Linked DNA regions of Homo sapiens: regions 2 and 3 are each linked to region 1. A link is an interaction called in ENCODE POLR2A ChIA-PET data of the cell type or tissue named here. Cell type or tissue: MCF 10A. All regions are shown on one strand. Links, peaks and the distances in the headings refer to the core of each region. The heading gives the core; the rest is flanking DNA.

Evidence for each region. ChIA-PET counts read pairs that join two places held together with the same protein. Peaks named below come from ENCODE experiments on the same cell type or tissue, not always from the same donor. Only the 100,000 strongest peaks of a DNase experiment are listed, where the experiment ranks them.
Region 2: POLR2A ChIA-PET joins it to region 1 with 5 read pairs; 2 of 35 experiments call an interaction of 5 or more read pairs at or near these places.
Region 3: POLR2A ChIA-PET joins it to region 1 with 5 read pairs; 3 of 35 experiments call an interaction of 5 or more read pairs at or near these places.

What each region holds. Positions count from the first base shown.
Region 1 is chr5:90,980,229-90,987,828 of GRCh38, forward strand. It overlaps ADGRV1 (adhesion G protein-coupled receptor V1), which reads left to right. Exons shown (of 90, transcript NM_032119.4): 85 at 5,116-5,294. Among named protein-coding and RNA genes, the nearest start is that of LUCAT1, 330 kb to the right of the region's middle. RefSeq lists enhancers at 181-325, 1,558-1,702, 1,746-1,890, cis regulatory regions at 253, 1,630, 1,818 and a silencer at 2,864-3,158. In MCF 10A, for the core only: no CTCF peak of the experiment used is centred there; a DNase peak (open chromatin) is centred at 3,123.
Region 2 is chr5:90,885,557-90,893,156 of GRCh38, forward strand. All of the region lies in intron 83 of ADGRV1 (adhesion G protein-coupled receptor V1), which reads left to right. Among named protein-coding and RNA genes, the nearest start is that of ADGRV1, 330 kb to the left of the region's middle. In MCF 10A, for the core only: no CTCF peak of the experiment used is centred there; a DNase peak (open chromatin) is centred at 3,445.
Region 3 is chr5:91,055,575-91,063,174 of GRCh38, forward strand. The region is part of intron 85 of ADGRV1 (adhesion G protein-coupled receptor V1); the gene reads left to right. Among named protein-coding and RNA genes, the nearest start is that of LUCAT1, 260 kb to the right of the region's middle. In MCF 10A, for the core only: no CTCF peak of the experiment used is centred there; a DNase peak (open chromatin) is centred at 3,187.

The DNA of each region.
Region 1 (7,600 bases), core at 1,490-5,489:
TTAAAGATGAGACTATTTAGTAACATCACTGATTTTTAAGCTAAAAAAATTTTCATTTAATTGTCTCTTTCCAACTGACAAATTTGGTGGTTTATAATGCTGAAAATATTTTGGAATTTTTTTGGACTTGTCTTCAGAGACTATATCGTATCTGTTTAAATGACCTTAATGCTAGGAAACTTTGTATTCGGAGTGTGTATGAAATGTAGAAACAGTCAAGTAGGATGAATTTAGTTGGTTAACTTTGGGCATAATAACATTTCGGCTAAAAATGACATGACTACATTGTGAGGGTGGGTGGTCTTAAGATAGTTTATAAGATCCTTCTAACAACATTTTAAAAGCTTAGAAACAGAAGTGTAAATAGAGACCTACATATTGAATATTTTAGTACAGTCTTTAGCAGAAAACGTGTAAGATAAACAGTGAACAGTAAGCTATGTTTAGTTAGCATGAAGCATATTTAGGTGAGCGACACCCTTTGACTTGCGTTCTGTTAGTTCCACATTGGATAAACGCATAGTCAATCAGGCACACAGATCACATTTGCTATATATCTGTTAACATTAAATTATTGTGCAAATATAATGATCTGTTAATACTCTTAAGTTAGATTATGAAGGAAGAACAGTGATTTCAAGGAAAGGAATACAACAGGTCCTCAAGTAATATCATTTCATTCAATATCGTTTTATTGTAACATTGATGAGAAAATAAATAAATTGCTAGCCTTGGTTACTCTCTGTGAGATGTGAACCCTGAAAATTTGAGACAGGTCTCAGTTAATTTAGAAAGTTTATTTTGCCAAGGTTTAGGACACACGCCCATGATACAGCCTCAGGAGGTCCTGATAACATGTACCCAAAGTGGTCAGAGCACAGTTTGGTTTTATACATTTTAGGGAGACATGAGACATCAATCAACATATGGAAGGTGAACATTGGTTCAGTCTGGAAAGGCAGGACAACCCAAAGCAGAAGTGGGAAGACTCAAAGTGGGGAGTGGGCTTCCAGGTCATAGGTAGAGAAGATACATTTTTTGAGGCATTATTTTGAGTTTCTGATTAGCTTCTCCAAACGAAGCAATCAGATACGCATTTATCTCAGTGAGCAGAGGGGTAACTTTGAATAGAATGGGAGGCAGGTTGGCCCTAAGCAGTCGCAGCTTGACTTTTCCCTTTAGCTTAGTGATTTGGGGGCCCCAAGATTTATTTTCTTTTCACAGTGGAGTTTGCATGTTCTCCCCATGTTTGCATGGGTTTTCTCTAGTACTTGGGTTTCCTCCCACATCCTAAAGCTGTGCACGTTGGCTTAATTGGTATGTCTAGATGTTCCCGCTCTGCATGTGCATGGGTGTGTATGTGTGAGTGCACCCTGTGATGGGATGACATCCTGTCCAGGGCTGGTTCCTGCCTTGTGCCCTGAGCTGCCAGAATGGGCTCTGGTCATCCTTGACCCTGAACTGGAATAAGCAGGTTATAAAATGAATGAATAAGTGAATACAAATTATTGTAAAATAAAAATTTATAAAGTATATGAAGAAAGTAAATCATGTAAATGCAGGACAATAAACAATGCTGTACAGAAGTGCACAGGGAGCCTGCCATGTTTGTGATTGTTTTTGACATGCCTAGTGGTAGAAGGTGCTCCTGACAATTTTCACTGTGCAAACATTGATTCCTTGATTTAACCCACCATCATGACAACCAGTGGCACTCATTGATTCACCAAAACCTGGATAAATTACTTACTTGAGAGGCTGAGGTGTCAGGATTGCTTGAGCCCAGGACTTCAAGGCTGCAGTGAGCTATGATCATGCGACTGCACTCCAGCCTGGGTGACAGAGCAAGACCTTGTCTCTAAAAAAAAATTTTGTAAAAATAATCATCTCACTTGTTCTTATCCATCTTTCTTAAAGGTATGTATAGGTCACACTTAATTCATTGTTTAATATGAGAAGTATTTAGGTCTTTATTTAGAAGCTTGGTCATTGTTTTGTGACCAGAAACATGCCATAGGAACTTAACTCTTTTCTGTATCAGTTAATCTATGGTAACGTTGGTTTCATGATACTTTGTTTTGCTTAATTTTGCAGTTTCCAAGAACCTATTGATGGTATTAAGTGAGGACATATTGTATAGTCAAATGCTCCACCATCTTCTTTTGGTTTTTAAAAAAAATGGCAGTAACTAGAGATTTTAACACCACTGCTTTGGGAAAGCAATACATTAATACATCTCATTCAAGTTTTGGGTGGAAGAAGAAAGAAAAACTAAGTTAACTAAGTTGAGCTAATGTAAACAAACATTGAAATTGTAAAGGCATTTTGGATAACTCATTGAACCTAAGAACTGTAACTACAGTTAGACCTCACAGGGACTGTGAGCATTCTTCTCTACTAACACACCTCTGCTTCACTGCCCTCATGGCTACGCCCTTTCTATGTCCACTTACTTCAGTCGACCAGCTTAGACACTCATGGAACATCAAGGAATTCAGTGTAGATGATTGGCTCAGCCGGGCCAGGCTTCTCCCCTGATTAAATCAGCTGTGGCCAGGGGAGCAATGTCAGGGAGTACACAGAGCACACTGAGCGCACTCTGCATGTGGTGGGAGGAGGGTTAGAGAGGCAGGGTTTGGAAAAGGGCTGCTCATGAGCTAGGCATTTGTCCAAAAATGTGCCTACCACACTACATTAAAATAAAATTCAAGTAAAACTTGAAATGAGCTAGTCAACACAAATCTTACGTTTGGCCTATGTAATGTTTCTAAAATAATTAAATGTTGTTCCATTACATTCTAGTATTTCTAGTCCATAGCTTTAAAAATGATATATTATGGGAAATACTTCTCTAGAGTATATTTCAGTGATCATATTCTTTTAAGAAGAAATTTAAATTATTTTTTATTTATAATTGGCAAAAGCTTATGACATTTGAAGCTTGTTTTACTTAATCAAGTATTCAGTAATTCAGCCACTCTGGGCCTTGAGCTCTTTGGGACAGAAGCACTGCATGTATAAATCTAACAATTACATTTGTCTCAGTCTTATCTGAGCCTGTGGTCAAGGCCAGACAGCTGCTGACAGGTTGAGTAATTCTGACTGATGGAACTAATGTCCTTCTGCGTAAAAGCAGACATTTTGAAAATGTCTCAATCTTTATCATGGTGAATCAGCTTAGAGTCATTTAGCAATCTGTACCCTCCTCCTTGACTCTTCCACCTACTGCACCACCGAGTTACGATGTCACATGGATGCACACAAGCATCTATCCAACATAAATAATTAGTACTTTTGTTTAGAAGATGGATTAATCAATGATTCTTGCTTTGTATGAATTTTCATTCTTTAACAGGCAGTATTGATTACCCCAGCAACAACACTTTACACAACCCCGCTTATTTGAGTCCACATCCCTATATTAATTATAGAAAGAAAAAAAAAGTTGGATCTAGTAATTTTTAAAAATGAATTAGAACAAAGTTACATAAGCAACAACTCAAAACATGCTTCATAATTACAGATATAAGCAGATGTACATAGAGATATGGAGTGCTGGCAGGAAATAAAATTCAGAGACACAAATCTCTAAGTAACCAAACATTTTTATCCTTCCCTGGTTTAGCCTAATACTAATCCCTCAAGGCTAATTTGGTACAGATACAATCTTACTCAGAAGCCTCAGTAAATAAAACATCTGAAAGCCTTCCCACAAACATTAGGAATGCTTATTTTTCAAATAGAAAAGTGTTTATCTTTTGTCTTTCACACTGTCTGACCTCTTAATAAGAGATTTAAGAAGAGGCAGTCACATTTTCCAGCATTGACTATGTATGTGCTCAGCACTTTACATGTAACATCTCATTTAATCTTTATAATAACCTTGTTGTATACATGCAACTGAGGCTCTGAAAATGTTGTGACTTGCCCAAGATTATCCACTTAAAGTATAACATTAATGAGTATGAATGAATTATAGACATATAATAATATAGACATAATATATAATTCATTCATACTCACACTCTTTCTACCATACAAAATTGAGAAGGAGGATTTATCCAGGCAATAAGTATTACTGTTTGAAATATGTATGGCATGGCATTCAATATTGTTACTGTACTAAATGATAATTAAATATGAGCATTCCTTATGGAAAGAAGACACTAGAAGACTTAGATCCAAGTTAGGTGTGGGATTTGGAGCCAACATAGCATTTATAGGCCTCAGTTTTCTTACTCTTATTTATTTAATGTGTCCCCTCATCCCCCTTCACTCTACACACTTGTCCCATTTATATGTTTTATCTCAGTAGGAAATAACAGATATAAGATGTGATGTAAATATAATATAAAAGAAATATTGCCCTTAATTATTTGTGTCCCACTTATTTGGAAACTAAGGTTCAAGAAAGTAAATACCACCCCATCTCTTTCACTGCTGTATCCCCAGCACCTACACTGGTCTGTGAAATTTAGTAAGCAATAAATATTTGTCATGTGAATGAACAAAAGGGAGAGAGTATAAATTGGGAAACATGGACCACAAAATGAACACCACTATAGTACTTTCTCTCTGTGCGATCATTTTCTGTTTATTTGTCTACACCTTCCACTGGACACTGAGATCAAGGTTGTCTTCAACGTTATTTCCCCACTAGAACAGTATCTGGCCCTGCCATATGATAGGCCCTCAATAAATAAAAATTGTCAAAAAGCTTGAAAATATAGGGCTTTTTATTTCATTATCACCTGGAAGTTAATGTGGGAAGTAGGTTTGCATATCAGAGTATGTTTCTTCAAAGACACGTTTACAAAACAGTCATAGAAGATTGTAACTGAGAGTAAATCAGAGCAAATTAAGGCAAATAAAAAATACAGCAAATCAACTAAATATTTCCCTGTGTTTCCAGAATTTTGAGGTATCCTGAATTTCTTGGATAAGAATGAAATTGTTATGAAAGAATGAATGTATGAACTAACTTAAAAAAATCAAAACTAATTATTAAGTAGATCCTGGCCTTTTGTTGGTCGGTAACATTGCCTAAGCCAGTAGAGTTTGTGTTCTGTGCCATTAAAGAAGAGCCTGTTCATTTTATGTTGTTTTCTTCCTTAGTCTGTGAATTTCTGGTACGTGCTGGTGATGAATGATGAGCACACAGAGAGGCGATATCTGCTGTTTTTCCTTCTGAGTTGGGGACTACCAGCTTTTGTGGTGATTCTCCTCATAGTTATTTTGAAAGGAATCTATCATCAGAGCATGTCACAGATCTATGGACTCATTCATGGTGACCTGTAAGTACACCCAGGCAACACATTGCCCTAGCTTTCATGTACCTAAGCAGATTTCGTTGCCATAAGAGCTGTGATTGAATAAGTACCAGGAAGATCTTTGCTTTTCTGCCACAGTGTCTGAAGCTCTGCTTACTCTAATTACTCTTTTAAATAGGAAGCTGTGGCCTCTCAAGTTTCTTTGGTAGATGCAGTTTTCTCAAGTGAGTTGGTGTATCAAACAGTTCATGGTAATTTGTACCTTAGCATTTAGTTTATTAGATTGGAGCAAACTAATATTTAGCAAAATCAGGGCACTATGAAATTTTTGATAAAGAATTTGTGAAAACAGTTGGAGTGTGGCACATTCTCTAAGCAGTGTGTTTTTGGTGAGGGTGGGGGATGGCAGCCACCATCACCCATAAGATCCCTGAATACTGAACGACTGCCTCACAGTGAATGGAGAGTGTCTGAAGAAGTGCATAGGAACAAGACAAGATCACCTTGGTCTTAGATATTCTTATTAAAATACCCTTTTAATCTTGAAATCTTAACACTTTTTTATGTACATATGCACATATATATGCATAATATATATATATATATATTATGCATATATATATATATATGTGACTTAATCCTAAATCCGGTATGTTGTAGCTTTGAGGACCACTGAGCCCCTCTTAATAGCTCCACATGTAGGGGGTGGAAAAACACTTTGCAATAATAAAGCTCAACCAATTCTTGGTATAAGGAAGAGAAAAAGTAGAATTCTAAATAAGAAAAAATAGCCTATTCACAATCTTTTGAAGACAGTATTACTTAATTATCTCACAGGTTATTATGAAGATAAAATTAGCTAGTAGACATGAAAAATATTGAAAGTTAAAGTACTATATCAGCAGTCATTTTAATAGAATTATTGCTTATGATCAATTATATACTTAATAAATACTTGTTATTGATGTATACAAATGTATTTCACACATAGGCAATCACAGACACATACCCCATACCACATTCAGATAAAGGAGGCTAGCTATGTAAAACACACCTAAACACACAAACGTACACAAACATGCAAACACAATACACACACTAATATACTATGTATTTTTGTAATTCTGTCTTTTTATTGAAATTCAAAAGACTCCCTAATACTGATTATTTTATATTATAATGTATTTTATGCATATACAAGTCTATATTCCTATAATCTTCTAAAAAGGAACGATGGCATCTTTCAGAATTATATTATGATTTTTTACATTTTACTATCCCTTGCATTAATTTAAATCGTGGACTGCCAGGATTAATTTCAGAAAATTCTACGTCATTCTTTGTGATATGCAAAGTAACCACGAAGCAAGCCGTGGTGGCTAGCAGATCATTCTTTTCATGAGCTCCCTGGCAAGACAGGACTTATTTAATTTTAGCATTACATGTATACCCATCCAGCCTTGCTAAATGGACCCAATGAATGTAATATTAATTAGAAAAAACTATCTTGATCCTTTTAAAAGGATTTTTAAAGGGAGAAATAAACTATGATCAAAGAATGTCCAAATGAGCTTACTCAAAGTATTTGCCTTCTTAAGCTTTTGGTAAATGTTCTCTATGACCAACTAAATTATAATAAGTGAAATGTAAAATATAGTTACTTCTACCTGGTTTTAATCTTAAAGATTTGTTAGACCAGAGGCCGGGCGTGGTAGCTCACGCCTGTAATCCCAGCACTTTGGGAGGCGGAGACAGGCTGATCACAAGGTCAGGAGATCAAGACCATTCTGGTGAAACCCCATCTCTAGTAAAAATACAAGAATTAGCCAGGCGTGGTGGCGCATGCCTGTAGTCTCAGCTACCCGGGAGGCTGCGGCAGGAGAATCACTTGAACCCAGGAGGCGGAAGTTGCAGTGAGCCAAGATCACGCCACTGCACTCCAGCCTGGGTTACAGAACAAGACTCTGACTCAAAAAAAAAAAAAAAAAAAAATTATTAGATCAGCGTGTCTAACCTTTGCATTACAGGTTACTTTTCTCCTTAATTCACAAAGAATATTCCTAAGTCATTCCCATACGAATTTATTCTAGCTTATAAAAATTCTATATCTTACTTCAATTTTAATATAAGGTTATAAACTGATATATTATTTATACTAAAATATTGTATACTTATATCATCATTTTAAAGCATGCCATTTCTCTAGAGGTCATAATAGATTGATGGTTGTATGAACTAATGGCCCATCTGTTGGGCAGTGGTTACTTCATAGTATTTTGCTTGTCTTCTAGGCTCTTCCCTAGAAGAATTTTAAAATTCTTAGCTCATTA
Region 2 (7,600 bases), core at 1,477-5,476, 95 kb before region 1:
ATGGATCAAATGGTTATTACACAACCCTAGGTGAAATGTGATAAGCTTTGAGAGGAGATGGAAGGAAGCATTCTGAAGCTTAATTTGTCTGGCACAAGGTGAGGACTGAAAGGTGACAGTTCTAAGCAGTTAAAATACTGTGGAGATAAGGAGTGCCAGGAGAGGGGTTGGAAACAGGATATTGGTTAGAGGAAGAGATAGAAATGAATCTGCCCCATAATTTGTCTGGCCCTTTTATTCTTAGCCTATTGTTTTAAGGAGTTGCTTAATACTCGGGTCTTGAGGCTACTGCATGTAACATGAAGAAGAAAGGGAAGGAGGGAGAGAGGGAGGGAGGAAGAAAGGAAGGGAGGGAAGGAGGGTGGTGATGTTGCTCATTACCCACTCCCAGTATATGGAAGTGGCTGGATCAAGATCTCATTAACTTTAAAATATCGAATACTAATCCCGTGATGTCCTCCCCTGATTTTAGTGTAGCAGGATTAATAGTTGTACTTAGAAGGCACCAATGATCCTGTTGCTGACATAATCCATATTTTTTGAGCAGCATCAAGAGCTTGCAGCAACCTATCGTTCTGGAGGCTGGCTATTGGCACTATTTTATAGGAAATTGCTCAAAGGAACTCTGATCATATTCTCACTAGTATTACCTAATAGTCGGGAACCTTTATTTTCCTTCTGAAGATGGTTCAAAAAATTATATAGATCACCCACTCCTGGTTGGTCTTTGGCTTCAGCTTCTCAGACTCTTCCTCTCCTGGCCAACTACCAACTGCTAGAGGTTGTCAGCTCACTAGTGGGCTCACTTATTTTCTGTCTCTATAGCAGTATTTAACAAAGTACTGGGATGAGACATGCCTGGAGAGTTTAATAAAAATGCAGATTCAAAGCCTCCACCCCAAACATACTGAATCAGAATCTCCTCAGGAATTGTATACTAAAATTATAGAAATATTACTCCATACTCTCTCGATAAATGATCTCATCATTAGCCATAGCGTTAAGCTTTAACCATTTTTGTATACTTCGTGACTCACAAACTTTTATCTCCACCGTAAACCACTCTTTTAAGCTCTGGTCTTATATACTCTGTTGCTCCTTGATAGCTCTTCTTGGATGTCTCACAGGTATCTCAAATTTAACATGTCCAGATGACAAGTTTAACATCCGCTTGAAAACCATTCTTCCCAGTTTCCCATATCTTAATAATTGGGGCCATCATTCACAGAGTTTCTCAAGCATTATTCTTTCCTTGCTATAAGTGTATTCAGCTTACCAGCAAGACTTTTGTGTGCCAGCAAATTCTTTTAATTCTACCTTTAAATGATGCCATGAGTTCATCTCCTTTTTTCCGAATCCATCTACTACCTTTTGCCAAATGTACCACGTCTTATGTGACAACTGAAATAGTCTTTTAACTGATCTGCCTGCTTCACCTCTTCTCTCAACCAGTTTGCTCTCTAGTTAGGAGCCAGTGTCATCTTTTAAAGATGTCATGCGTGTCCTCTATTGATACCCTTTTACAGCTTTCCACTGCTCTTCAAGATCAATTCCACATCATAATATGGCTGTTAAGACTGTATCACCAGCTCCGGTCCATATCACCAATCTACCACCCACACCACACGGACCTTGCCTTCATTCCCTGAAGCTGTCGTGCCTTGGAACCTTTGTGGGTGCCGTGGTCTCTGCCTGGCATGCTCTTTTCACTGATCCTTGGCTGTTTGTATCAGAGGTTCCTTCTCTCACTTCAAGGATCAGGTTAAATGTCGCCTTTTATGGAGGGCTTCATCACTCTATTTCACTCTATTTAATCCTCCCATCTCTCCAACAGACTGTATTCTCTCAGTTCATTTTCCTGTTCTCTATAGTACTCAGCATGTTGTGGTTCTTGACTTATTCATCTCTGTTTTCTCATGGATGATACACTCCATGAGGGCAAAAACCATGGCTGTTTTCATCACTGCTGTGCACTCATTTTCTGCTGCAGTGCCTGATGAATGATAAGCACTGAATGCATATTTGTTATTACTTATTAAAGTTTTATTTGTTTGTCTTTAATACAAGGCCAAGAATGTCTTCAGTGTAGGGCCAAGAAGTGTTTATATGGGAAACAATTTGGGTGAGATTTTATAATAAAAAATAACAAATTTGATAGCGAAAGTGTAAACCTAAAAACTAAAACCTAACATGGAGTTGTAATAGTTCAACTCTACCTTGTCCCTCCTCTCTCATGCTGTTATGCAGATTATATGTCAATCTTTGATAACATTTACTAGCCAATGCTTCCTTTAGCTGTATAATTCACAATAGCATTTTTGTACCACAGTTTTTTTAAGTCAGGATTCTAGACACAGTAACTAATTTTTTTTCTTTTATGTGGAAAAAGAACACAGGGTTGATCTCAGATACACAGATAAAGTAGGCATTTCCCTACAGAGTCTAACTCTAGGGAGATTATAAAAGCAAATAAAATGAAAAGTATTCTTTAATTCCTGTTTTTGTTGTGTGTCCCAAATTTCACCATTTTGAATATTGTCCTGTTCTGTTAAAATCATATATGCTTGAAAATGTCATTACAGTATCAAACTACAATGTGTATGAGATCTGTCATGTCACATTTATGTTGACTAGTGGAACAGAGTAGCATTAAATAATGTTTTCCCTCTAGAAGGAAGAGTGAGCTAAAGTGAAAACTGACTACCATATAACTCTGTGATAGCATAATTTCATTTTTAAGCAGAAATATTTATGTAGATTTCTGCCTCATTACTGCACTGTGAGTTCTTAAAGAGAAAAAGTTTTTTTTTGTTTTTGCATTTGCATCATTAGGACATAAAATCATAGGTGTTCATAAAATTGTATTAAAAATTGGTAACTAAAATATAAAATAGCAATATCTTCTGGCTGGCAAAAGTGCTTAAAAACAAAATAATACATTCTTGGCAAAAGTTGGAATGATACATTCAAACATATAAATGTGCTTGTGGACTTTGCAGGAAAAAATGACTAATGGGCCTTCATACTTTACAAATGGATAATGTATTTGATGTTGGATATCATATATCATTTGGTGTTTTTATCATTGTACTGCAGATTTGCTTAGTCAACTTTATATTAGTTGCCTTTGTTTTCTCCTTTCTTATCTAGCCATTTTCACCTTCTATGCTTGGCTTATTCAGGTTCAGTGGTACAAATATTGAGTAACAACTGTTGATGTTGGCATACTTTTCACAACCCCTCTGTGGCCTTTCTCCTCATTACCTTATCTGACACTCCTTTCACTGTATTTTTACTATTCCTGCAAAACAGACTCTAGTGAAATATAGGAGCCATAGTGTAATCCTCTGTCTACTATTTTTCTCATAGTAGAAACTGTGGCTACATCTGGGATATCATTAGCAAGCTAAATGCTGACTATCAAATCTTGGATTGTGGCCTTCTATGAGTCATTTGTCTGTTGAATAAGGTGTGTACAATGTTGGAAAGAAATCATAGCAAGGTCTACACTGGAGTGCCAACAAGTTTTTCAAAAAGAGTTACCACACCCAAACAAGCATTTTTTCAAGAGCTAACATTAAGAGTAATTAACATTTAATATACCCCCACTTGTTTGTCCATTAAGTATTCTTGAAAACTAACATTTTAGCCATGTGCGTCAGTGCTCAGTTTAGCCCCTTGATCTTTTAAGTGTTTGTCTTTATTAGGTTTGTCTTCTCTGAAAAGAGACCTTTTTAAATATTAATTGCTTTTCATACAAAGTGAACCTACTCTGTGGAGGTTGATGGTTTAGTTGAATTAACATCAGCATTGTGGTCTCTTAACAGGCCTCTCCTCATTATAGAGAAGACTTATTCAGGGAATGAGGAAGAGCTCAGGGCTCTTCCTTGTACAGACCATTGTTTTCACTACTAGAATATCCCCTTAAGTATATATTCTTAAACAGGGTATTAATACATTTTTGTTGATAGTCTGTTACAGTAAGAGGGAAACTTCTGGTGAATCTTTCATCTACAACAATATAAAAACTATGCAATTTTATTTTTTCCTCATTTTTTCACCTTTTTTGGTCAGATAAAAATAGCCAGATTTTTAAATTATTATATAATTTTCCATGAAATTTTTTTGTGCATAATTTGTTATCAATACTCTTCCATGTACTTGAGAATACCATATTTAATGTATATCAAGTTAAATGATGTTGTGATACCATTTGTTAATGTTTCATATGAGGATAATTGTCCTAAGTCAAACAGATAAGCCCTATCAAAAGTGTGTACTGACACATTTGATAGGAAGCCTGTGGAGAAAGAGAGGGCTGATGGAGACTGAGTTTCTTTCTTGCACATAAATAGTTATTCTCTTACTTGAGAGACTTTGCACACTTGTTCTATACAGCTGCAAAACCTTTGCCCATTCCAGCTGCTCACTCCTAAACCCAGTCTGGTTGATCAGTCTTGCAGCTCATTATATTGATACACTATTTTAGGTGTGATCAATCCTTAACCCCAAGGAGGGAAAAAAGGAATCCCTTTCTTTGTTTGATTCCATATTTTTAAATATAGTCTAAGATTGCTTTAGCTATTTTAGCTATTGAAAATAAATCATAAGGGTGACTTTAGTTATTACACAGTGTGAATCTTTTTGCAACTCACCTTTTCATACCATGTTAGGTTTCTGAAATGTACACTAGCTGTGTGTAGGTCTGTTTTATGCATTTGAAAGGCTATTCTGCCCTGTATAAAGGTCCTATTGTGTGTTCATTCCTTCCTGTCTGGATGAACTCTGAATGGTTTCCACCCTTTTGCTCTTACACATGGTGTTTCAGTGAGCAATACAGCACAGCGGTTAACAACATTGACTCCAGAGCTGGATTGCTTGGGTTTGTAGTTCTACCACTGCTAGTTACAGGACCTTGACAAGTCATAAAACCCAGTGCTCAGTTCACCCACCTGTTAAATGAAGCATATTTCCTATGAGGTAGGCATATTATGAAGATAGCAGAGTAAAAACACATGAAAGACTTAAACAGTACCTGTCACATAAGAAACACTATACAAGTGTTCCATTTATTAACATGACCCTTTTACACGCCTCCTTACATATAAATGTGACACATTTTCATGTGTAAATGTCTAGAAGGGTAATTTCTGGGCCACAGCATAAGGATATATTCAGTTTGGCCCCCAAATTGTTAAATTGTTCTCTAAAGACATTGTAACAACTTATATTTCTATCAGTGCCATGTAAATTACTGTTTATCCTCATCTTCTTCAACACTTCGTGTCATCAGATTTTTTTACTATTTTTTATCTGCTGATTTTAATTAGCATTCCCTGATAAAGAGTAAAGTTGAAAATCTTTTTAAATTGGCATTTCTTGGAGTTTTCAATTAATATACTTTGTACAAAACAAAATGTATGACAGTGGATATGAGCATATGAAATTAAAAGGAAATTCACTTTTTACCTCTAGGAAGAAGGAGCAGGAATGGAATGGGAGAGCGGGTTTATATGCATCTGTAACATTTTTTTTCTTTAAACAAAAAAGTTTGAAAAAATATGGAAAATTTTTATTGTTTTAATTTGGATGATGAGTAGCTGTTTATATTTTATATTATAATATATATTATTTATATATATTATATAAAAGCCAGCATTTAGACTTCCTTTTGATTAGACATACTTTTGTATTTCTCACTCTTTGTGTGTGTGTTGGAGTTAGCAATAGATGTGTGTATTGGGGTAATGATGTTATAGGGGTGTTAGACAACACAAACTGAAAGGTAATATCGAAATAGCTTTTAAGAAAATATCACCTTCCTATAGATGACTGATAAGTGATAGCTATATTCTAAATATAATTAAGAAAATTAGTATGTGCAGGGAAGCAAATTACTTACGGTAAAACTTTAATTATAAAAGTATAAATGGGAAAATGAAAATAATATCTAACATGAAAAATATATTTGGAGCATAATAGGAGCAAAAAGGAGAAACTTTTTCAGGTACTGATAATCATCTCATCAATTATGGTGTGATGATAAAACAATAAAATATCCTATAGAATATCATATTTAAAATGTTTTACTACAAAATTAATTAGATCAATAAAATTTTACTTGGCTATAGCATAAAAAGTTCCTTTCTTTTCACTTTTAGAAGAATTTCTGTTTTAGATAATATCATTAAAATAGGTGAAATGTTATTGACAATGAAGGGAAGCAAATGTCATAAACCCGCCTGCTATCATTGCTTATCCATGTAAATATGTAATATTTAATTTGGGGAAGCAGTAATATATTTGTAATTATTAATGTAGTTAATATGGAAACTTTGGTTCTAACATGGACAAATTATATATGGTATAACCTCATCTAGGTAATTTTTCTTTAGTCTCTATTGAAAAGTTATGAGTTCAGAGTAGAAAATGCACTTTAAGTTTCATCCTTTAGAATGTAAAGACTAAAGGATGGATTCTTTTGAAAAAATTGACTAGAACTCTTGATTCTAGTTTCAAGGGGAAGTGTCATAGAATCTTTCATGGAACTAAAAAATCATTAGTGTAGATTTATCCACTTCTTTTGCTTTGAAGTGCTCACCTCTCTCAATGTTGCAAAATTTCATGTGAATGTGAGGTCACCTTTCCATCATATTTCTTAACATGTTTCATATAATAAACTTTTATTATCTTGAGAAATTTTCAAATTTGTTCTGTTCTAGTACTTTCTGATTCAAATTGTCCAACACAGTGTTATAATAATTTATGAGACTGTTTCATTGATATGAAGATAGAATAATATGTGATAAAAGTATGGTTTTCTTAATTTCCCAGATCCCAAAGAACAAAGTCTTATGTCATTCAGGCCTGGCAATTTGAAAATCATAACCATTTGAAAATTAGGTCAGTTATGGATCCATTAATCAAATACATTTAAAAAAACTTTAGTGAAGTAAATTGGAAAAACAAAGATACTCATTTAAAGTGTACAATTTGATAAGTTTTGACATATATGTATATATACATACCATTAAAAATCATCAGCACAATCAAGGTAATGAGGATACCCCAAAAGTTTTCTCTTACCCCTTTTAATCCTTCACCCCCACTCTTCTATCTCCAGTTAGCCAGTGGTCTGTTTTCTGTTACAAAATATGAGTTTGTATATTCTTGAATTATATATTTTTGTTAATGAAGCATATTCATTATACCGCAAAAGAGAATTCCAATCCAGTTTGTAATAGAGTGATATACTAATTCTAAATGATTTTTCTATATTCATTCATGTCCTTGGGAAGTGTCCAAAACACAGCTTATTTCTATCCATAATCTTTAATCAAAACTTACCCAATTGACTTTGGCTCTGGCCAAGATGGAGTAACAGGGGTAGATGAGTTGCAAGCAGATTTGTCTATTAGTTATCTATTGCTGTATGACAAATTATACCAAAACTTGGCAGCTTAAACAACAATCATTTATTATGTCACAAAATTTCTGACGGTTGGGTATCTAAGAGTGGCTTTGCTAGGGAGTTTTGGCTTCTGCTGTTCATGAGGTTGCTCTCACTATCAGTGAGGAATGAAGTTAAATGCTTGACTGA
Region 3 (7,600 bases), core at 1,477-5,476, 75 kb after region 1:
ACAAAGCTATTAAAAAGCAGTGCTGGTGCTCAAAGCCAGGGCTATCTGATTCAGAGTTCACATCGGTAAGCTCTTCACTTTCTCACTGTTTTGTGAAATTATCATGTTCTTTTCTTCACTTCAGAATGACCCAGACAGTGGTGAGTTTTGGTGTATTTCCACACATAATCCAACCCAGTGAGATTAGTCTCTGTTCTATGTGACAACAGGCAACAGAATCTTTAAGCAAGTCTTTAATTTAGAGGTTGGTGCAAAAGTATGAATTTTAAATCATTTTATAACTAAACACATCTTTATTAATCAAAATAGAATCCATTACAATGAACACATTTTTGCCAACAAGAAATAAGTTTGTTTATTCCTGTAGTGTAAAAATCTGTGCTTCTGGATTTGATGAACTGTTGGAAAGCATTTTCTGCATCCTGCTGGTTGTGGAAGCATTTTCCCTGCAAAAAGTTGTCGAGATGCTTGAAGAAATGGTAGTCGGTTGGCGAGAGGTTAGGCGAATATGGCAGATGAGGCAAAACTTCAGAGCCCAATTCATTCAACTTTTGAAGCGTTGGTTGTGCGACGTGTGGTTGGGCATTGTTGTAGAGAAGAATTGGGCCCTTTCTGTTGCCCAATGCCAGCTGCAGCGTTGCAGTTTTCAGTGCATCTCATCGATTTGCTGAGCATACTTCTCAGAGGTAATGGTTTCGCCAGGATTCAGAAAGCTGTAGTGGATCAGACCAGCAGCAAACCACCAAACAGTGACCATGACCTTTTTTTTGGTGGAAGTTTGGCTTTGGGAAGTGCTTTGGAGCTCGGTCCAACCACTGAGCTGGTCATCGCCAGTTGTCCTATAAAATCCACTTTTCATCGCGCATCACAATCCGATTGAGAAATGGTTCATTGTTGTTGCATAGAATACGAGAAGATGACACTTCAAAACGACAATTTTTTTTTTGAATTTTCTTTCAGTCAGCTCATGAGGCACCCACTTATCCAGCTTTTTCACCTTTCCAATTTGCTTCAAATGCCCAATGACAGTAGAATGGTCGTCATTGGGTTCTTTGGCAACGTCTTGTGTTGTTGTAAGAGGATCAGCTTTGATGATTGCTCTCACTTGGTCATTGTCAACTTCCGATGGCTGCCCACTAGGCTTCTTATCTTCAAGGCTGTCGTCTCCTTTGCAAAACTTCTTGAACCACCGCTGCTCTGTACATATGTTAGCCACTCCTGGGCCAAAATGCATTATTGATGTTGCAAGTTGTCTCCACTGCTTTATGAGATATTTTGAACTAGAATAAGAAAATCGCTCGAATTTACTTTTTGTCTAACATAATCTCCATAGTCTAAAATAAACATAAAACAAACAGCAAGTAATAAGTCATTAGCAAAAAAACCATAAATCGAGAAATGCCCACTAAAATGATGTATAATATAACCACATTTATTTAAGAATGTATTCCATTATCAAATGGCAAATTCCAACAATGGAAATTCCTTTTGTACCAACCTAATATTTTCTCCTGACTCCTCTCCACACACCTAGGTAATAGGCCAACTATATGAGTAAGGAAGAGCAGCCCTGACCTTTACGAAAATTGTGTTGTTTAAAAGCACATGATACCTTCCCAAATGGGATGGATATCACACTTTTGAATTTTCAGTGTGTTTTTAAATTATTTCCATTTTGTAGCACATGCAAGATTTATTTGAAGAAAGAAAAAAAATAAAGAAAAGAACAAATAAACTATTGTACCATCATAAAGGGAAGTGTTTGAAGATATTAGCTGGCCCAGCTCCACAATTAAGAAGTTTGGCTACAATTAAAAACTTAAGAATATCAGTCAAAAATATTTACTGTCTATTAGATCATCATTTTTTTAATGAGAAGAAATTTAGAAAGTGCATAAGGAGACAGCCTTACATTGTTTAAAGCCAGTTTTAGACTATTTGGACTTTTCTTATACATGCATGAGTATGCTCAGAAATTCAAATTACTCTGCTGTTCCTATTTTATTTCACTGCCCTGAAATCCTGTTGTTGAAACTACAAGACTTGAAAATAACAGGAACATCCTGTTGACAAAAATAAATTCCTTATGATAAAATATTTTTCAACTGAAGCCAATTTTTTTTGGATGGGGAAAGGGCCTTGGTGGGAGAGGGGATTGTGAGTGACAGAATGTTGGTTTGGGTTCATTGCTCTTTCCTCCTAGCTTTGCTCTCTCTCCTTCTAACGGAATTAGTTGTATTATTTTACATGAATTTTTGTATTATGCAAAAATGTTGATGTGTGGTGTCTTTGAAAACTGTTTTATGGAAGGAATACGTGTGTCTGTGCTGCCCAGGTATTACTAGTGAGTATTATACTTAGGAATGAGCATGTTTAGTGTGATGTTCACTAAACACTTGATTTATTCAATAGTCCCCTAACCCCTGGGAATGCATATGCAAAGAATAAAATGTTTCAGACATTTGCTTAACAAGGGATTTTAGATTATTTGCAGAATATGGTCCCTGAAAACATTTTAGGTTATTTTTCCATGGAGTCTGACTTACGCTGAGAAGCCTCATTATAGCACTGACCAGGAGTTTAAACAGTCAGGTGCTGGGCAGGCCTCAGAAGTCCTTGCACTTGGTTTCTTCACCCATCATGCTGGAGGGAGGGTGGCATGACCTCTACTATCCCTTCTAGTGCTCAGATTCAATGAAGGAACTTATTTTTTAAAGAAGGAAGTGCTGTTATCTTTCTAATGGGCAGCTCAGAATGGCAGGGATATTAATAGTGGCCTGCATTCCAATAGTCAACACTGAGATCTTCCAGCAGTCACCCCATCCAGAATGCAGGCTTTGAAAGGCTAGAAACCCTCCCTCTTCCATAAAATCGTTAGGTAATTGACCTTTTTTTTTTTTTGGCATCTTTTGCCCTCTTTTTGGAAGCTTTGTGGGAGTGGGACAGTAGTATGGAAGATAAGAAACCCTAAGTTTAAATCCCTAGAAAAGCCCCTGAACCAATAGTCAATTTACTGCTGCTAACACCACTGGCCAGACTGGTTTGTCAGTCACTGGTGGTGTGATGGTGTCATGTTGGGCTTCCTTATTACGTGCCTCTTTTTGAATGACCCATCATTACCTTGACTTTTCAAATTGGACCAAGTTTCAACACTGATTTTGCAGAAACACACATGAGTCATGAGGAAAAGTAGCAAAGGGAAAGTTTTCCTCCTTCCCCTCATGCGGACGTGCTGTGGACACAGGCAGACAATCATAATTGCATGACTGAGTCACCTTACACACCTGCTGATCGGTAAAGAACTCAAGAGAGAAAGAGCTGATTTCACCTGCCTCTTCCACAAAGTCTCCTGACTACCCCAACTGAGGCACTGTTTTCTTTCACTGAACTCATACTGCACAGCACTTTTCTCTGACACATAAATAAATGTGATGAATGTTCACACTTTCCTCTCTACTATTTGGTATCTTCTCTTTTTTAATGCAAATTAAATCTTGTATACTGTATACATAGGAGGATTTGGGCTTAGCAATAGACGACAGTGATCATGGTTATCTTTTATTGAGTACCTACGGCATGCCAGCCTCTGATCCAAGACCTTTACATGTATTCACTCATTTGGTTCTCACTGCACTCTTGTAAGGTAGATGCCATTGTTTTCCCTATTTTATTTTTTGGAAAACTGAGCTGTGGAGAAGCTACATACTGAGTATGTGGAGAAGCTACATAGTTGCAAAGTCAATAAGAGGTGTACCTGGGATCCTTCCAAATATCTGGCCTCAGAGCCTTCATTATTACCAGTATTTTTTTTGCAAGCAGAATTATTCTAACCCATCAGTAAAAGGCTTCTCCTCACTCTGTCCTTCCCCCTACATTATACCCTCAACAGCAAGATCATTTTCTTTTGAGAAGCTTCTTTACAAAAATCATAAAGGAGCTCTCTTGACATCTGTCTATCTAGCTCATTAGACGTGTCTAGTTTAGGGCAGTTCAAATTGGGACTTTTAAAATGTTGCCTCTACATATGTATGATCTAATTCTTACCACTTCAAAGCTTCAGGGAAAGTGAAATGTGTCATTTCCCCCTCAATATTGGGAATTCCCCATAAAGTGGATAAAATTTTAGCCTGTATTTCCTTTTAGTTTTACTTTCCTCTTCTGAAATTAATTCATGACCTCTATCTCAAGTTTTCTCCAGATTTTTGGCCCATATTTCTTTTTAACATTTATCAAATATCCCTTGCATATTGGCCTTTTACATTTCTTAAGTTTCCAGTTTTAACTGTAACATTGCAGGACACATAAAAATGATAAATAAATACTAATTAATAGTAACATCATAGACTAGCAACAATCCAATATGAGCATATTTAGGGTTTAGATATCTTAGTACATTTTTATGTACTAACCCATTACACAGCAAACACCAACGTCCTTACATATTTATTCAATTAAAAAATTAGGATACCAGGATTGAAATGGGCTCTGCAACAGAGCTGAGTATTGGATTTGAGACATAAGTCATCTACAACTTAAGATAATAACCTTAAAATGATGGACATATAACCTCATCTACTCACACTGTCACTGTTTTCTTGCTGTTTGTTTGTTTGTTGCTGGGGGGCGGGGCAGCAGTTTTGGTTCTTTTGCTTGTTTGTTTGTTTGGTTTTTTGAGACACTCTGTTGCCCAGGCTGGAGTGCAGTGGCATGATTATGGCTCCAGCCATCCTCCCACCTCAGCCTCCCAAGTAGCTGGAACTACAGGCACACTCCACCATGCCTGGCAATTTTATATGTGTGTGTGTATATATATATATATATATATTTTTTTTTTTAATAGAGACGAGGTTTCACCATGTTGTCAAGGCTGGTTTCAAACTCCTAGCCTCAAGAAATCCCCCAACCTCAGCCTCCCGAAGTGCTGAGGTTACAAGCATGAGCCACCACACCAAGCCACTGTTTTCTTAATAATTGAAAGTTACCTTACTATTTCCAGAATTTCATGATTAAAATTTTAATAATAGTGCAAAGAAATGTATAGTGTATTTTAAACAGAGTATGACTAACTTTAACCGATGATTTCTTAATGGTTTTAAGTTATTTAGGATCACCAGTTATTGCAATGTGCTGCAAATGTTAATGTGACTAAAGATGGCAAATATGGGTGTGACTGAATGTTCACCCCTGCAGGGGATGCTCTAGAAGTTTTTTCTTGGAGCATTTGTAACTATCACATAAAGCCACATATGGGGCTAATTTCCAGGTCAGTGTAATGTGGCTACTGTTCTCTAAAATGTGATGAATAATTAAACGTTTAATTATCCTTCTACAAAATGATTTTTGCCCTTTTGAGGAATCAAACCATTGCTGTGAGGATTTTTTTGCCAGTCAGACATCTACAACATGAATAGTGGCCAAGAGTGACACTCATTGGGCATAGACCCATCCAGAATGCAGGCTCTGAAAGGCTAGAAACTCTCCCTTTTCTAGAAAATCATTAGGTAACCAGCCTTTTCTTTCCAGGCACCTTTTGCCCTCTTTTTGGAGCAAGAGGTAAGAACAGGACACCTTGAATACTCTAGGACAACGATATTTTCCAGTACCAAACAATTTTGTTTTATGAGAGAACATAGAGCATTCATACATACAAAAAATAACAAGTCAGCCTGACCTTATTCTGATGAAATGCTGATGGGGCTTGATTCACTGGAACCTACCTGGAATGAAGTTGGCAAGCGGTGTCCAGTGGATTTATTTCAGCAGTTTTATCAAGTTGCTTAGGGAACAGGCTGCTCAGACTTGAGTTTCTTGGAAAAAGACTTTAACCTACTAATAGTTGGAGTCCATTATTTGCCTTTGGAATTATATGTAAATATATTTAACTCCTTAATGAGCCAGGGATGTGGGCAATTCTTCCTTATTAACCAAGAGCTAATTATTTACAATATAAGGTGGTATTTTAATGTAGCCAGTATATCTGACTACTTCAAAATCTTAGTTTAATATCAAATGAAATCAAATACCTGCTCTTTTCGAATTAGATGAAATAATATTGCTGTAATGTGTCCATTTTTCTTTCCTCAATCTTTTCAAGCAATATAAGCATATAAGTACATTTTAAGCACTTAAAAATGAGCCCAATTCTTGTTCCTTGGTCCTTTGGCATTTTTTGAGGGATTTGTCAATATGTAGAGTTAGTTAGCAATTCTCACCATGGTGTGGAGTGTGCTCTAAAACAGGTAGACATGATAGTGATCCTGTGCATCTTCAAGAGCAATGTTGTTTAAAGAATAGTTGTGTGTTCACTCCCTTTTTCTCTCTATCACTTGCTCACTAGCTATGTTTTAACTATGGTCATTGTAGTTGCAGGTAAATCCACAAGAGTTATTTCAAGTTGAAGGGGGGTGGGAGTATAGCAGTATACCACAGGCATTCCCGTGGATATTCAAAAGTGGTACAGTTGGACCTCAGGAAACCTAGAACTAGCATGCTAGAAACCAGAGCCACATTGTTCTTCTTTTAGAGACCACAGAGTCTCTCATTTGTGTGTTGTTACTTGCATCTGAACCCTCTTCTTCTTCTCTCCCCTTTTCTCTTGCTTCCTCTTCCCCTTTCTCTGTTCATTTATTCTGAAGATTTGTTTGTTTGCTCCAATATGGCCATTTGCCCTGACATCAACTCTAGTGTCCACCAATAATGTGCAACTGTCCCTGTCAAATTCTCAAGGGCAAAAGACAGATTGGCTCAGCTCAGCTTTTAGAGCAGAGTCACCAAATTATAAGTCAGGGGCAAGCAAGAATCGTTGTCTCTGAGGCAGGTGCTCATCTCAGAACTAGTCATCTGTGGCTGGGAGAGTGGGGGTGGAGGATGTAGCACAGGGGTCCCCCTTTCCAGAAACTTTGAGTAGCACAGGTCACTGTGGAATATGTCTGTTGCACTCACACAGAAACCTTATTCCTTCAACAGCTGTTTAGATGCAGCAGAACTGAATATTAACGTCGTAGCACACCCACTGCACCCCAGCACTTTCCTTCCCATCTCGTTTGGCCAGTCTGCAGATCTGCGGTATCCTCTGTCACTTTACTGCTAGCTCTCCTTTTCTGCAACATTCAGATTGCTTCTGAACATTGCATCTGAACAGCCCAGGCTTCTAAATATCACAGATCTCTGTTTTTCTATCCCTTTTGCTTTCAGCTGTTTTTCTTTCTTGCTGGTTCTTCAGGCTGTTGTGACCACCATGTGCTGTGAAATCTCTGTCTGATTCTTTTTGGAGTTCCATAGCCCCTTGGCTCCCTACCAAAGAGATGTAAAGATTAACTAGTTAATTAGGTTAAGCTACTTTATGTCTAAAGAGTGTGCTAGAAGAGTGTTTCTCAAACTTTTTTTTTTTTTTTTTTTTTTTGAGGCAGAGTTTCACTCTGTTACCCAGGCTGGAGTGCAGTGGCACGATCTTGGCTCACTGCAACCTCCACCTCCTGGGCTCAAGCGATCCTCCCACTTCACCCTCCGAGAAACTGGGAACACAGGCATGGTGCCACCACACCTGGCTAATTTTTGTATTTTTTGTAGAGATGGAGTTTCTCCATGTTGCTCAGGCTGG